Regions from separate parts of the Homo sapiens genome. Here regions 1, 2 and 3 are each linked to region 4. The links are chromatin contacts, found by Hi-C or POLR2A ChIA-PET in ENCODE. All regions are on one chromosome and are shown on one strand. Each heading gives the region's core, a stretch centred on a gene start or an enhancer-like site at or near the end of the contact. The rest is flanking DNA. Distances are from core to core; before and after follow the strand shown.

The links. Hi-C counts contacts between places; a loop is a spot of excess contacts on that map. ChIA-PET counts read pairs that join two places held with the same protein, here RNA polymerase II (POLR2A). Pooled maps may share reads with other maps.
Region 1: a loop to region 4 is called in a pooled map, with 2.6 times the contacts of the local background. The contact joins the enhancer-like site here to the promoter of SLC60A2 in region 4. A Hi-C loop is called at or near these places in 4 of 168 maps with a recorded cell type or tissue (CD14-positive monocyte, Panc1, mammary epithelial cell and 1 more) and 4 of 50 pooled maps. POLR2A ChIA-PET finds 5 or more read pairs at or near these places in 1 of 52 experiments (activated naive CD4-positive, alpha-beta T cell).
Region 2: a loop to region 4 is called in a pooled map, with 9 times the contacts of the local background. The contact joins the enhancer-like site here to the promoter of SLC60A2 in region 4. A Hi-C loop is called at or near these places in 3 of 168 maps with a recorded cell type or tissue (CD4-positive, alpha-beta memory T cell, CD8-positive, alpha-beta T cell and PC-9), 2 of 37 single-sample maps with no recorded cell type and 17 of 50 pooled maps. POLR2A ChIA-PET finds 5 or more read pairs at or near these places in 2 of 52 experiments (CD8-positive, alpha-beta memory T cell and MCF 10A).
Region 3: a pooled map shows a loop between it and region 4 (3-fold over the local background). The contact joins the enhancer-like site here to the promoter of SLC60A2 in region 4. A Hi-C loop is called at or near these places in 6 of 50 pooled maps. POLR2A ChIA-PET finds 5 or more read pairs at or near these places in 2 of 52 experiments (T-cell and activated CD4-positive, alpha-beta T cell).

What each region holds. Positions count from the first base shown.
Region 1 is chr6:111,661,543-111,664,829 of GRCh38, reverse strand. FYN (FYN proto-oncogene, Src family tyrosine kinase) reads left to right here. Exons shown (of 14, transcript NM_002037.5): 14 at 2,883-3,287. The coding sequence ends at 3,091. Among named protein-coding and RNA genes, the nearest start is that of TRAF3IP2, 57 kb to the right of the region's middle. RefSeq lists enhancers at 1,421-2,102, 2,103-2,784, 2,785-3,287. Within about 2 kb of position 1,454, at least 18 of the 41 ENCODE cell types and tissues checked have a DNase peak (open chromatin) inside an H3K27ac peak, as active enhancers do; they include psoas muscle, where a contact is called at or near this core.
Region 2 is chr6:111,723,158-111,726,354 of GRCh38, reverse strand. The region is part of intron 3 of FYN (FYN proto-oncogene, Src family tyrosine kinase); the gene reads left to right. Among named protein-coding and RNA genes, the nearest start is that of TRAF3IP2, 120 kb to the right of the region's middle. Within about 2 kb of position 1,719, at least 6 of the 41 ENCODE cell types and tissues checked have a DNase peak (open chromatin) inside an H3K27ac peak, as active enhancers do; they include CD8-positive, alpha-beta T cell, where a contact is called at or near this core.
Region 3 is chr6:111,749,842-111,753,369 of GRCh38, reverse strand. All of the region lies in intron 3 of FYN (FYN proto-oncogene, Src family tyrosine kinase), which reads left to right. Among named protein-coding and RNA genes, the nearest start is that of FYN, 120 kb to the left of the region's middle. RefSeq lists an enhancer at 1,830-2,402. Within about 2 kb of position 2,074, at least 7 of the 41 ENCODE cell types and tissues checked have a DNase peak (open chromatin) inside an H3K27ac peak, as active enhancers do.
Region 4 is chr6:111,258,033-111,261,549 of GRCh38, reverse strand. It overlaps SLC60A2 (solute carrier family 60 member 2), which reads right to left and starts at 2,211. Exons shown (of 4, transcript NM_153369.4): 1 at 1,823-2,211. The coding sequence starts at 1,849. It overlaps SLC60A2-DT (SLC60A2 divergent transcript), which reads left to right and starts at 2,338. Exons shown (of 3, transcript XR_001743807.2): 1 at 2,338-2,426. RefSeq lists enhancers at 2,102-2,181, 2,502-2,561.

The DNA of each region.
Region 1 (3,287 bases), core at 205-2,704, 400 kb before region 4:
TTCCACTTGGCCCAGTGCGTGGAATTGTTTTCATATACTCCCCTTGCTTTGAGAGGTCTGGGCAGAAGAAAGCAGGAGAAGAAGAGGAGTGGGGAAGAGCGGAGGGGTGCAGACAGGAAAGGGGAGAGCGAGAAGGAGCCTGACCATGTGGGTCTGCCAGGACCCTGCATGGGCCAGCTTATGCCCTGTCCCCTGGCTCCAAATGCCCAGGAAAGACTGCCTCGGGAGACGCTACATGTTGAGGTTCACATCACCAAGTGTGCTGTGTCTGAGGCTTGGACCGAGCACTGGAAAAATGACCCAGTGGCCAATTAAACTTTCCATTGGCAGACATTGGATGAAAACTTTTTTTTTAAGTGAAATCTTTCCATTTGAGTAGTTTGTTTTTTAATGAAATGAAACATGTACTGACATGCGCTCTGTGGAGCAATAGGAGAGTGATTAATTAAACTCTGTGCTGCCATTTTGGAGGGAGGCACTCAGAGCCAGAGTCAAGCATTAGGAGGCGTTTCAGGGGCTGTAACCGCACCCAGAAGGATCTGTCAGGCCCTTCTGCCTGTTTCCCCTCAGTTCCTGTGGACTCCTGGAAGGGACAGAGACAAGGGAGATTTCTGCTGGTCCAAGCTCTGTCATTGCTGAAATATGAAACCAAGGACAGTACTAAAAGATGCGGCAAGGCAAATGCTTTGGAGAGTGCCAGTTCTGCTACGTGATTACACACTCTTCCTAATCTTTCTGGGCAATATGTATGAAGAAATAAAAACAGTAAATAGCCTCGTAATCAGTTCAGGTTTTGTGGCCAGATGAGGTCAGTTCAGATCAGTTCTGTAGTCAAGTGAGTTACAAAAACTTGATGGTGTTCAGAGCTCGTTGGATGGTGGAATTGTGGAGAAGGAAATGCTGGCCTCTGTCCGCGTTTATCTAGAGCCGGAGGAGGCTGCCTTTCATTCCCGAGCATGCTCCAGTTCCTCCCTTGCTTCCAGCTCCCCGCCCCCATCCCCCATTTTCAGCCATTGGAGGAGGATGTAGGCTAATTAGCCACAGCGCTGCCTCTCACTCCTCCCATGCAACTGAGGAAGTCGCTGGTAAAGGCATGCATGGCACAGAGGCAGGGACCCTGACTCCTTCACCAAACCTCTCTCCCTAAAATAAGGGGTCGCCCTGACACGTGAGTGAGGTTATTTTACAATAATTGCATTGAAGGCCTACTTCAGTACAGCAGAAACAATATGTGAATTTTTATTACCTCAAGAAATGATAATGGCAGAGAATAAGAAAGCATCCTGAAAAGGTCTGGAGAGACATGTGACTGACAGGCTGTGGTTGACAGCCAGGAGGAGCCAGGATACACTCAGCTCCACAAGTAACAACACAACCAAGAGGACTGGCAACAGACCCCGAAGTCCGAGTGTTCCCTCTGCAGGGGGACAGGCTGTGCTCTGGCCCAGCGCCTCTGGCTGTGCTGACAAGTTTCTAGCTAACGGGTCGCCACCTCCCCTAGAAGTAAAGGAAGCTCCATGCATATGGTGTGTGCTCCTGCTGGCTGTAGCCCTGGGAAATAGGGGAAGAAATCTTGGTTTCTATATGGCTTGACATCGGGTTCTTGCTCCTGCAAATTAACCGGGTCAGATACTGGGGAGGATTCCAGATGACAGCCTCACCGGCCAGGAAGCAACCAAAGCACAGCACAGCTTGACGGGGAGCTGGCAGAAGGTGATACAATGAAAAAGGGAAGCAAAACTAGAGAATAGTGGCTGGCAGTAGTTGGGAGGAGGTCAGGACACTGGCCACCCCCTAAGCATGGTAGTTCCTGTAGTGTTAAGGCAGCCAGTGTGCAGGAGGCCGCACTCTCTGAGGAGTTAGCGATCTGTCTTCTGTTAGTGCTATGCAGCCCAGTGTTTCAACAGCTTCCCAAGAGTCAGAAAAACCTCAAATGATGGATGGCCTGGCTGAAGTCATCAGTAGAGATAGGCCCCGGACATGGTCTATCTCCCCATCAAATTCACCAAACCTCAGGGCACTGTGGGGTTGCAGGGCCAGACAGTGCCCAGCCACGCTGGCATGATGGCAGATCTCCAACAGTGGGGAACTAAGAGTTTGCCCAGGCATGAAGAAAACGAATTTATGAAGTTCATAAATGGAGTTTATAAATGCTATAAACAAGGGGCAGCATGCTTTCATTCTGTGTGGATTTTTTTGTCTGCTTTATTCATATATTGTTGTCAGTTTAATTGAAGTATAATCTACACACAATAAAATTCAACAATTTTAAGGATGCAGTTTATTGAGTTTTGACAAACATAAACAGTCACACCACCCCATACATAATATAGAACAGGGGTTGGCAGGTCTGGCTCCCAACCTGTGTTTGTTTTGTACGTTTTTAAAGGGTTGTTAAAAAGAAGAAGACAGGGATCATATGTGACCCGCAAAGCCAAAAATATTTACTGTCTGGCCTTTTACAGGAAAAGTTTGTTGACCCGTTGACCCTGACAGAACATTCCCATCCCACTTGGAGTTCCCTCTGGCCCCTTGGCAGGGATTCCTCCCCTCCCCCAGGCAGCCACTGATCTGCTTTCTATAGATGTAGTTGCGCCTTTTCTAGAATTTCGCATGAATGAAATCATACCGTATGTTGCCTGTTGTGTCTGGCTTCCTTCACTTATCATGTTTTGAGAGTCATTCTGAATTTTTCATGTCTCAGTTCTGCACTCCTTCTTTACTCCTGAGTAGCATGGCAGGGTTTGACTCCTGGGGGGATGGGAGTACTCCGCATGTTTTAGCCACATGCAGACGCAAAGAAGAAGAAAGGGGATCTGCAAGTGCGGCGGTCAGGGCCTGGATCCCCGGGGTGCCCACTCTCACTGCGCTTGTCTTTGCAGGCATGAACAACCGGGAGGTGCTGGAGCAGGTGGAGCGAGGCTACAGGATGCCCTGCCCGCAGGACTGCCCCATCTCTCTGCATGAGCTCATGATCCACTGCTGGAAAAAGGACCCTGAAGAACGCCCCACTTTTGAGTACTTGCAGAGCTTCCTGGAAGACTACTTTACCGCGACAGAGCCCCAGTACCAACCTGGTGAAAACCTGTAAGGCCCGGGTCTGCGGAGAGAGGCCTTGTCCCAGAGGCTGCCCCACCCCTCCCCATTAGCTTTCAATTCCGTAGCCAGCTGCTCCCCAGCAGCGGAACCGCCCAGGATCAGATTGCATGTGACTCTGAAGCTGACGAACTTCCATGGCCCTCATTAATGACACTTGTCCCCAAATCCGAACCTCCTCTGTGAAGCAT
Region 2 (3,197 bases), core at 470-2,969, 470 kb before region 4:
ATTGGTCATGACTGCTGAAATTGGAGCCATCATCCCCATGGTGCCCATCCCACCAAAACATGTATTAGTTTTCTGCTGCTGCCTAACAAAGTACTACAAACTTAGTAGCTTAAAACAACATCCATCTGTTAGCTCACATTTCTGTCAGTCACAAATCCAGGCACGGAGGGGATTCTCTGCTCAGCAAAGCCGAAATCAAATGTTAGCTGATTATGTTGTTGTTTGAAGGCTTGACTAGGGAGGAATCCATTTCCAGGTTCATTCAGGTTCTTGACCGAGCTGTTCTCAGCTCTGACCACCCATGTGTCTGGCCACATAGCCCCTTCATCTTTAAAGGCAGCTGTGGAGAATCTCCCCCACAATGAAGGCCTCTCTCACTTTTAATCTACTTTTCCAGGAACTGGCATACCGTTCACGGGTTCACCTGATTAGGTCAGGTCCACCCAGGATGATCTCTCAAAGTCGGCTGTGCCAAATAACAACCCGATGATGGAGTGACTACCCCATCATTCATAAATCCTAGGGATTTGCAGGGCACATACACCGGGAGTAGGAGTCCTGGGGGACAGCTCAGAATTCTCCCTACCACAATGTCATTTAGCAAGGCACATATTTTCACTCCCTCCAGTTGGCAGCAAAGAGAGGACTTTCCCACATTGGCAGAGTCCTGCATGCTTTTTTTCATAGCTGGGCTGGGGCCATTGGCTGAACCCAGCATCAGTGCTGAAAGTGTTTCATCCCTCAAGTATTAACATCTCCAGAGGGCCAACCCAGCAGTGACTTTTTCTCTGCTTCAGTACCTTGGGAAATGCTTGTGATCCCAAGAGTGGCCAGCATAGCCCTGCTTTCTGTCCAGCCTCCCCAGTCCTCCCTGGCCCTTCTGTCCCGTCTGTCCCCAGAAGGCAGCACTGCCTGCACTCTCTCATGGGGTGTCAGGATCATCTGATGCAGTATGCTACAGAGGAGAAAAGCCCCATTGTAAAGGATTGAAAGGTGCTGGGAAATTAGGAAATTTGGGTGACAGTTTCTGTGGCCCAACCTCATTGCTGCTGATGTGGTACTCAACTGTCTCTGAATGTCCTTCTGCTCCCAGTAATGACAGGGGAAAACTAAAGAAGGCTTTCCTAGGCTTTCAATGGATTAACTCTCTCCACTGAGAATGTAGCAAAAGTCCCCAAGTAGATTCTTATGGGTGTTTCTAATTTTGCGAGGATCAAGAGCCCTCTGCCATGAATCTTCTATCCTGAAGTCAAATAATTTCAGATGTGTCTCTGCCACATCTTATCCTTTTCCTAATGCTATTCCTGCTGACTGAAAAAGTGTGTTTGCTTGATAAGCTTCCAGTTTTTGCTTTTTTCCGAGAAAAGTGTGAAACCATGCAGTTGATCTGCAGTTCAGCTTTAAATTCTTTTTTCAACTGCCCCCATCTCAGTTGCTTGCATTTGGTTTCTAGGTTCTTAGTTCAGTTCCCTTCCTTGTTCTTATACTTCCATTATGATACCAGGAAACATGCCACCTCTAAGTACGGGCCAAATGTGGCTTTACCTGTCACTCTCCAAAGTCTGCTGGAGGCTGTCAGAAGCAGGGATTATGCCTAAGGGCTGTCACTTCTTCACACCCACCTAGGTTGGCTTCTGAGACAAAAGAGCATACACCCCTGAAATTAAAGTTATTTGTTGTCGGTTTCACTTCCTCTTCCTGCCATTCCTCCTCTGCCTGCAAGTGTATGTGTCTCAAGAGAAAGTAATTTGCTTGTGCAGAAGACTGCCAGTGGCCTTTTTCCCATTTTGGTACCTAGCTCCTGCACACACCTGAAATCTTATCACACGTCCTGCAAGCTTATAACTTGGGCTTACTGGCATTGCTTTATTGATTGGCACATGACGAAATATGAATGTGTCTGTGTTTAATGTGCATCTTGTAGACTGGACTGTGGTCTGTCTACATCAGGAGGAGGGAGTGTATGTTCAACCAGACTCATCTTGGATCGAAGCACCCTGTGCCTGTGGTAGTAAAGGATTGAATCTATCCTTTAGGTCAGTTTCCGTCAATCACTACAGGGCTATGTGGAGAAGCATATCTCCCATAGCATGGCAGCAGAAAGGGCTGTGATCTGTTGATAATGTCTGCCCTGCTTATGGGAGCAGGGTGCGGCGTTCCTTGAATCCTGTGTCCGGCAATTCTTCCCAGGTTGCTTAACACTATTGGCACATCTGTAAAGAACCACAGGACTAGGGAAATTTTAAATAGATCAAGTTTTATTTGCTTAGTAGAAAAAGGGCCCCTCCCTTTGCAAAAGGATTGGAGAATAGAGGCTTCACAGCTGTAATCCAGACACCTTGATCACAGGCACAGGATCCAATTGGTGAAAATGCCCTTCACCAGTTTTTCTAGGCATGATAACTTGCAGAAGACTATAGCCATGAGTTCATGGCATGTGGTATTTTCCTGATCAGAGTAACTCCAGGGCTCCACATTCACGATGGCATCATTCAGTGTTTCCCGGTGCCCCAGAGATCTATAGCAAGTGAATTAGTACATTCTATGTCACGATGCACTTACAGCATTGGACATTAAAGCCACAGCACATAACTCTGCATAATAAAGGATACTTTTATTTTAGCATGAATGATCAAAAGTTTGCCTTGTAGCAAGGAGCCTGGGCACACTGAATACAGCTCATGTAGCGTCTTCTGACTCTTCTGTCACGAAGCAGTTAGTCTGACTGCCCCACGGGGGAGAAAGAAGACCACAAGTTCCTACATAAATATTTTCATTGTGATTAACTTTTAATGACTTGAAACTGCATTTACTGATTTATTTTCACTTCTTCCTATGTGTCATTGAAGAGAAAAGAGTAAGCAAGATCTGTATAGAAACATTACTTAACTCAGAATGTCAAATGCGTGAAGTGGTGATGGTGCTGTCTCTTCTATAAAAGAGGATTGTTTTCTCCAAAATGATTTTGATTATTTTTAATTTATTTATTTAACTAATATTTATTGAGTGACTACTGTGTGCCAGGCACTGTTCTGGCCACGCAAGATGCAGCAGTTAAAAAAAAACAAAAATTCCTGCCTTCAAGGAGCTGATGATTTTTCTTCTCTATTACTTCATAAAATTATAGATAAGCTGCTAGTTGCTTATTATAGTATATTTCTTTTTTAAAGTGGATTTTGAAAGATTATTTTTTCTTA
Region 3 (3,528 bases), core at 825-3,324, 490 kb before region 4:
ATAATTCACTTCATTGTTCTAGTATCTAGCCCACATTTTCCTATCTTATTCCCAAAGGTATTATGAGAGGCCTTTTTGGATAATGCATTACTGAAATCTGTAAAGAACCACACTTCTCTGACCCCTGTCAAAATAGAAAGTGGCATGACTATTCCTCCTATGAAAGCATCCTGTATGGAGGATCAGACCAAATGCTAAAACACTTTAGTAGGTTTACCTAAATACAGCTTGTCTTTCATATATCATGCCTTGACACTTCTTCTGCAAGACCAGTTTTTTCTGTAAGACTAATTGATATTGAGATTTCAATATATATAGAAATGGGACTAAATTTTATCCAAAGCTATTTTTGCCTCTATTTTGGGGGCATTCAAGTTAATTTCCCCCACTTACACTAAACTGTCAAATACTAGAATGTGGAAGCTTGAATATTAGAGATAAGTAAGTGCCCAGTTCCATTCCACCAGTTCACAGCCCTGTCTATCCCTCCATCCCACCCTCACCACCACCCTCCTAAAGCAAGATTATTAACACTGAACTGGACTGCTAAAACTTCTTCCTAGCATCTTTCAGGTGCTTTTGTGGCAGAGCCATTCTGCATGGAGCTGCCAGACCAAGTGTCATTCTTGCTTAGAACTCTTCAGAGCCTCCCCTCTGAGCTCCAAATTCAGTCCAAGTCCTCTCTTGGCTGCTTGCCTGATCAGAGGAGCCACTGCCTCCCCACTCAGACCCTATTCCACCTGGTGGACTTGTCACTCTTCCCTAAATGTCTTCCATGCCTCCCTGATGCCCATCTTTGCCCTGGCTTTTCCTGTGGCCAGGAATGTCTCAACCCTGCTCTAGATTTAGAAATCTTGCTTCTTTCTCAAACAACAAAATGTCTCTCCTCAATGGAGCCTTGACTGATCTCTCCATTGGAAGTGACTTCTTTTTCCACTAAGCTCCTGTTAGCACCCTACAACTTCCAACTGACAATTGTCTTGCATAGAATTATTTGTACACTTGTTTTATCAAAAGCTGCTCCAGTGGGCTGATAGCTTATTCATCTTTTTAATTCACCAAGGGCTGAGCATTTAGTAGAGAGGATGTATTTGTTGGATGGATCATGGGTAGATGGATAGATGGAGGAATGGATGGAGTTGAGGTTTAAGAGAGGATAAATAACTTGCCAAGATCACGAAGTTGGACTAATAGAATTAATAATAGACTCAGTTCCCAAATTCAGTATTAACATATTTGTCTAGCACCACTCCACATTCTCTTCCATGGTTTTGCTTTGAACTTTTGGTAGAAGCCTTAGTAATAAACATCCAGTTTTATAAAATAAAGTCTTATATTTGTTTATATTATAAATTTATTACTCCTTGATTTACATGCTTAGGAATATAAATCTGAGAAAAATACATGGTAGGATTTTCCTACCACATTCTAAAAGCTTAAGAAATATCTGAAGCTAAGCATGGTGGCTCATGCCTGTAATCCCAGCACTTTGAGAGGCCGAGGCAAGAGGGTTGCTTGAGCTCAGGAGTTCAACACCAGCCTGGGCAACATAGTGAGACCTTGTTTCTACCAAAAAAAAAGATTATTTACATGTGGTGGTGCACAACTGTAGTCCCAGGTACTGGGAGGCGTAGGTAGAAGGATAGCTTGAGCCCAGGAGGTTGAGGCTGCAGGGAGCTGTGATTGTGCCACTGCACTCCAGCCTAGATGACCGAGCAAGATGCTGTCTCAAAAAAAAAAAGAAAGAATTTGAATGGAGACACTGCCACTTCTGCACATCTGTCCTATATGATTTAAAATATCTCTGAATACCTTGAAAACACTGATCTTTTCAACTCTAAAACTCAGAATTCTCTTAATAAAATAGTATGCTGTAGTTATACTGTGTCAGCAGTTTTGGGGGGTTTTTGTTGTTAATTGTTTGTTGTTTTTGTGAGACATGGGCTAGGGATCTGATGTTAAAAATAGACATTAAGCCCCAGGACAAAATGGCCATTCTACCTAGAGACAGCAGTTCTGGCGTTCTGAGGCCACAGTGTAACATAAACATGATGTTGTCAACCTGAGCCAGGGCTGATTTGCCTCATTTGAATCTGAAAGGGAGCCCACATCCTTCCTGTTGCTACACAAAGATGCTGAAAAGAATTCACAGAGAAAACAAATGGACTAATGCGTGTTATGTTTCCCAGAAGTTCTGTCCCCAGTGCCCCCAAAATAGTAAAATAGTTGGGAATGAGGTTGAGCAAGAAAAGAATAAAGGAATAAAAGTATACAATGCCAAGGAAAGGCCAATAGAAACTATTCTTTTTGCTTTGCTTCTCTTGGTGTTTTTTTCCAGTGTGACTCTGTAGATAATGGCAAAGAGAAATGCAGGGTCATTTTTTCCATTTTCAAGTAAAACTTATTTTGCACAATAGACCCACTGAGGCTTGCACTCATTCATGTCTACGACTCCCATCTCTCCAGTCTCAACAAAAGTGAAGGTGGCCATTGTGTCCTTTCATTGTTCTGTGACTTTGCTGCCCCTTTCTTGCTTTTTAAAATAAGTTCCTTAGAAGTATGGAATGGCGGGAACGCATGCCCTTTGTTTCAGCAATTCAGTCAAAATTTCCCAACTTGCCTTCAATGTTAGTAAAAAAAAAAAAAAAAAAATGACATGAATTGTACTGGCATGAATCTAGGTGGTCTGGCCAACAAAGAAAGGAAAGGAGGGAAGAAAATGAGGAAAGGAGGAGAGAGGAAGAGCCTGCATCCCTAAAATTTCTTTTCTCAACAAATATTTACTTGGTTACCTCTATTACAGGCATTTATGGTCATTGTATTAATTCATTCTCACATTACTGTAAAGAAATACCTGAGACTGAGTAATTTATAAAGAAAAGAGGTATAATTGGCTCGTGGTTCTGCAGGTTGTACAGGAAGCATAGCGGCTTCTGCTTCCAGGGAGGCCTCCGGAAGCTTCCAATCATGGCGGAAGGCAAAGGGGAAGCGAGGCATCTCACATGGTGGGAGCAGGAGAGAGGGCTAGGAGAAAGGTGCTACCCACTTTTAAACAACCAGATCTCACAAGAACTCACTGTCATGAGGACAGTACCAAGGAGGATGGTGCTAAACCATTCATGAGAAACTACCCCCATGACCCAATTACCTCCCACCAGGCCTCACCTCCAAAGTTGGGGATTATAATTCGACATGAGATTTGGACGGAGACATACATGCAAACTGTATCGGTTATGTTGCAGAAAGTCAGAATGGAAGGAATCTGGAGCCAAGTACATAAAGGCAGGAGCTACTTCAAAACGGACATATATGTTAGTAGCAGTTGTACATGCTGTCACTCTTGGATCAGAAGTTAAAGATGTCAGACTTAAACTGGATGTAACAGGGAAATTCTACAGATGTGGGGATGCAAATTATGGGATTTTTTTTTTTTCCAGGAGAAATCATGCAGTCTTCCTAGAGGTCTCCATCATAAGCGAGTTTTCCATCATGTAGGTCATTTATCCCTGTCATTTCTTAATTCCATAT
Region 4 (3,517 bases), core at 962-3,461:
CAATCTGGAAGGGAGAGATGGTAGGACTGCTTGAGCTCAGGGTTTTGAGATCAACCTAGGCAACCCCATCTCTACAAAAATAAAAATGAAAAAAATCAGCCAGGCGTGGTGGCGCATGCCTGTAGTCCCAGTTACTAGGGAGGCTGAGATGGAAGGATCGCTTAAGCCCTGAGGTCGAGACTGTAGTGAGTTCTGACTGAGCCACTGGAAAACGTCAAAACCTTGATCAAAACATCAAAATATGATTCCTGTTTTTTATGTTGTTAAACAGCAATATTTCTGGATGCACATGGAGTCCTTCCCCTGAACTATACATATAAAACATACAGGAGATAAACAATTTAAATGTTTCTAAATCTACACTTTTCTTCCACGCCATCAGAATTAGTCAGTAAAGGTTGCTTAAAAAATATTACACGCCCAAGTACAGAATGACTTTAACAATAAAACTTTACTCAATGCAGTGTCAGCAAGAGGTAAGGATTACAATTGACTTTCAGAGGAAATTCATTGGACATTTAAAGAAAAAAATGTTTCCAATCAGTCTACATTTCCAGAATAACTGATTCTAATTGCCCTGCTCTGCTCTAAATGCATGGGGTGCGCCCCCTGCCCAACTCGTAACAGTCCAAGACCACGGACCACTATGGGCCCAGGTGCACAGCAAGCACCTCGTACTTCGAGAGAAGCCTGAGCACAGAATCTAATCAAATTAGTTCATGTCTTCAAAGGATTTACAACAGGACCGGACAAGTCAGTGACGACTCACCAAAAGTCTGAAGTGATTTCTTTCTTCACCCCTCCCCACCGCCCCCAATCAAAATACTCTAAGAAACAACTGTGGCTCAGAGTCCCTGAGATGGTAAGTGACCACACATGACTCTTGGGAGGACTCATCCTCTCAACTCCCCCAGGATCATAATTATCAAGTGATAAGGAGGAGGTTTCCGAAAAGTGAATTGAGTGGCGACCCAGGGGTTTGGCAAAAGGCGCCTCTAGGCTTGCCCTTTGCTCCAAGAAAAACATTTAAGAATCTAAAGGTTGGTTTTATTAATAAATAGGATGGTGGGCAGAGTAAAAGACATATTTCTGGCTCTATCACTTAACCAGCTGTGTGATCCAGAAAGTCACTTTCCCCTCCGGGCCTATTTCCTTATCTGCAAAATTAAGCGGTTGGCTGAATTTGGTCAGATCACCAGGAAGAAATTCCAGAAAAGTAGTTTTTCTGTGTAATAATTTGGGGGTTGAGTGGGTGGGTGCGGAGAGCAGCGGCCAAAGACCTGGTGAACCCCTCTTGCAACCTTCCCATCCGACGAAGGAGACGTAGGAAGGCTTGCCGGGCCGGGCGCCGTGGCTCACGCCGGTAATCCCAATACTTTGGGAGGCCGAGGTGGGCGGATCACCTGAGGTCAGGAGTTTGAAACCAGCCTGGCCAACATGGCGAAGCCCCGTCTCTACTAAAAATACAAAAATTAGCCGGGCTTAGTGGCAGGCGCCTGTAATCCCAGCTACTCGGGAGGCTGACGCAGGAGAATCGCTTGAACCCTGGGGGCAGAGGTTGCAGTGAGCCGAGATCGCACCACTGCACTCCAGCCTGGGCAACAGAGCGAGACTCCGTCAAAAAAAAAAAAAAAAAAAGCTTGCTGGAGCTGAAAGACGTATTCAGAAAATCTATTTCCTCCAAGATTAGAATTGTGCCCATTTTCTAGATGATGAAACTGAGGCCCAGTCAGATTAGGTAACGCGCCCAAGGTCAGTTTGCAAGTGGCGAAGGCAAGACTCGAACGCCCCGGCCTGGGAGTGTTGCAGCCCCGGCTCTCACCAGCCCCAGGAAGGAGGCACACAGCATCAAGGTGGTGAACCACCGCAGCTTGCTCCCGGTCCCACCGCTCTGCCAGGAGACCACCACCACCTCCGGCTCCGGCTCATTCTCCGCCGGGGCCTCCGCCTGCAGGAGCCGCTGCCCCGCAGCCGGGGGCCCGGCCCCACGGAGCTCCACCTCTAACTCCAGCTCGGCGGCTCCGGAGAAGTCGTCTTGCTGCCGCCGCGCTTCTCAGCAGAACTTCTGGAGCTCCGAGAAGAGCACTGGCCCCGACCCCAGGCACGGGTGTCCCTCCGGGCGCCACCTCCCAGCGGACCGCCCGGAACCGGGGCAGAGAAGAGGAACTTCGGCACGCCGCAGGTGTTCGTGGCAAAAGACGCTCGCTCTCCAGCAAGCAGGCGCATGCGCGGGTCACGTGGCGGAAATGTGGCCTCTCGCCAACCGCTATCGTGCCTCAAGCCGGAAGTTGATATGGTTGCCTAGGAGACCGGACGTAGCTCTCTAGCCTAGGCATCATACTTAGCTGAGCTCACAGAGGCTGGCGGACGTGCGCCCCATGGCGGAGCGAGCTGAAGTTGCAGCCTGGGACCAGGGAAATCAAGAGGTAAAAATGCGGCCAAACCATTATGAGGAAAAGGGGCCAAGAATTACACTGTAGCGCCTCGCGCCGGCTCCCCGGTCTCCTGGGGAGCGAAGGGAGCCTGAAGAGCTGGTCCTTATACAGCTTTCTGAAATCCCTGAGATCTGTCAATGAATCGCGCATCTTTCACTCCACAAGTATTTGTTGAACGTCATTGTGTAAGTTATCACGTATATTATCTCAACCCTCACAACACTCCAAATTCCACGTTATCCCCGTTGTACAGATAGAAAGATTAAGTCATAGAAAATAATTAACAATCTGCCCAAGCTCAGTCATCGAATTAGTGGCCGTATATAAACAGTGTAACAGTAGCTCAAGAAAGAAATCGGGATCCAAAGCTGTGGTTTCAAACACAATTCCTGAAATAATTCCAATTCCTGAAATAATTCCATCGTTGTAAAGAAGTGGAGCGTGGCATCGATTTGAGGAATTTTTTTTATATACTTTAAGTTTTAGGGTACATGTGCACAACGTGCAGGTTAGTTACATATGTATACATGTGCCATGTTGGTGTGCTGCACCCATTAACTCGTCATTTAACATTAGGTATATCTCCTAATGCTATCCCTCCCCCCTGATTTGAGGAATTGTTTTCCTTTTGCTCTTTAACAAAGCGTACCACAGCCTCAAAATGTTATATACTTTTCTTTGTGGTCTATTTGAAATGTTCTTTTCCACCTGATTCTTCCAACTTTCATCCACTTAGGCTCCCAGACTACAAACCTTAGTCTCATCATCCCTTGCAACCCGTCTCTCCAGACTTATTCGTTTAGTCATTAAGTCTTCCCCCCACCCGCACCCCCACTTTTTTTTTTGTTTGTTTGTTTTCTTTTTTGAGACAGAGCCTATGTCGCCCGGGCTGGAGTGTTGTGGCGCTTTTTGGTAGAGACGAGTTTTCACCATGTCGGCCAGGCTGGTCTCGAACTCCTGACCTCAAGTGATTCGCCTGCCTTTGGCCTTCCAAAGTGCTGAGATTACAGGTATGAGCCACCATGCCCCGCCAAGCATTTCTTTTTTATTTATTTATTTATTTATTTATTTATTTATTTATT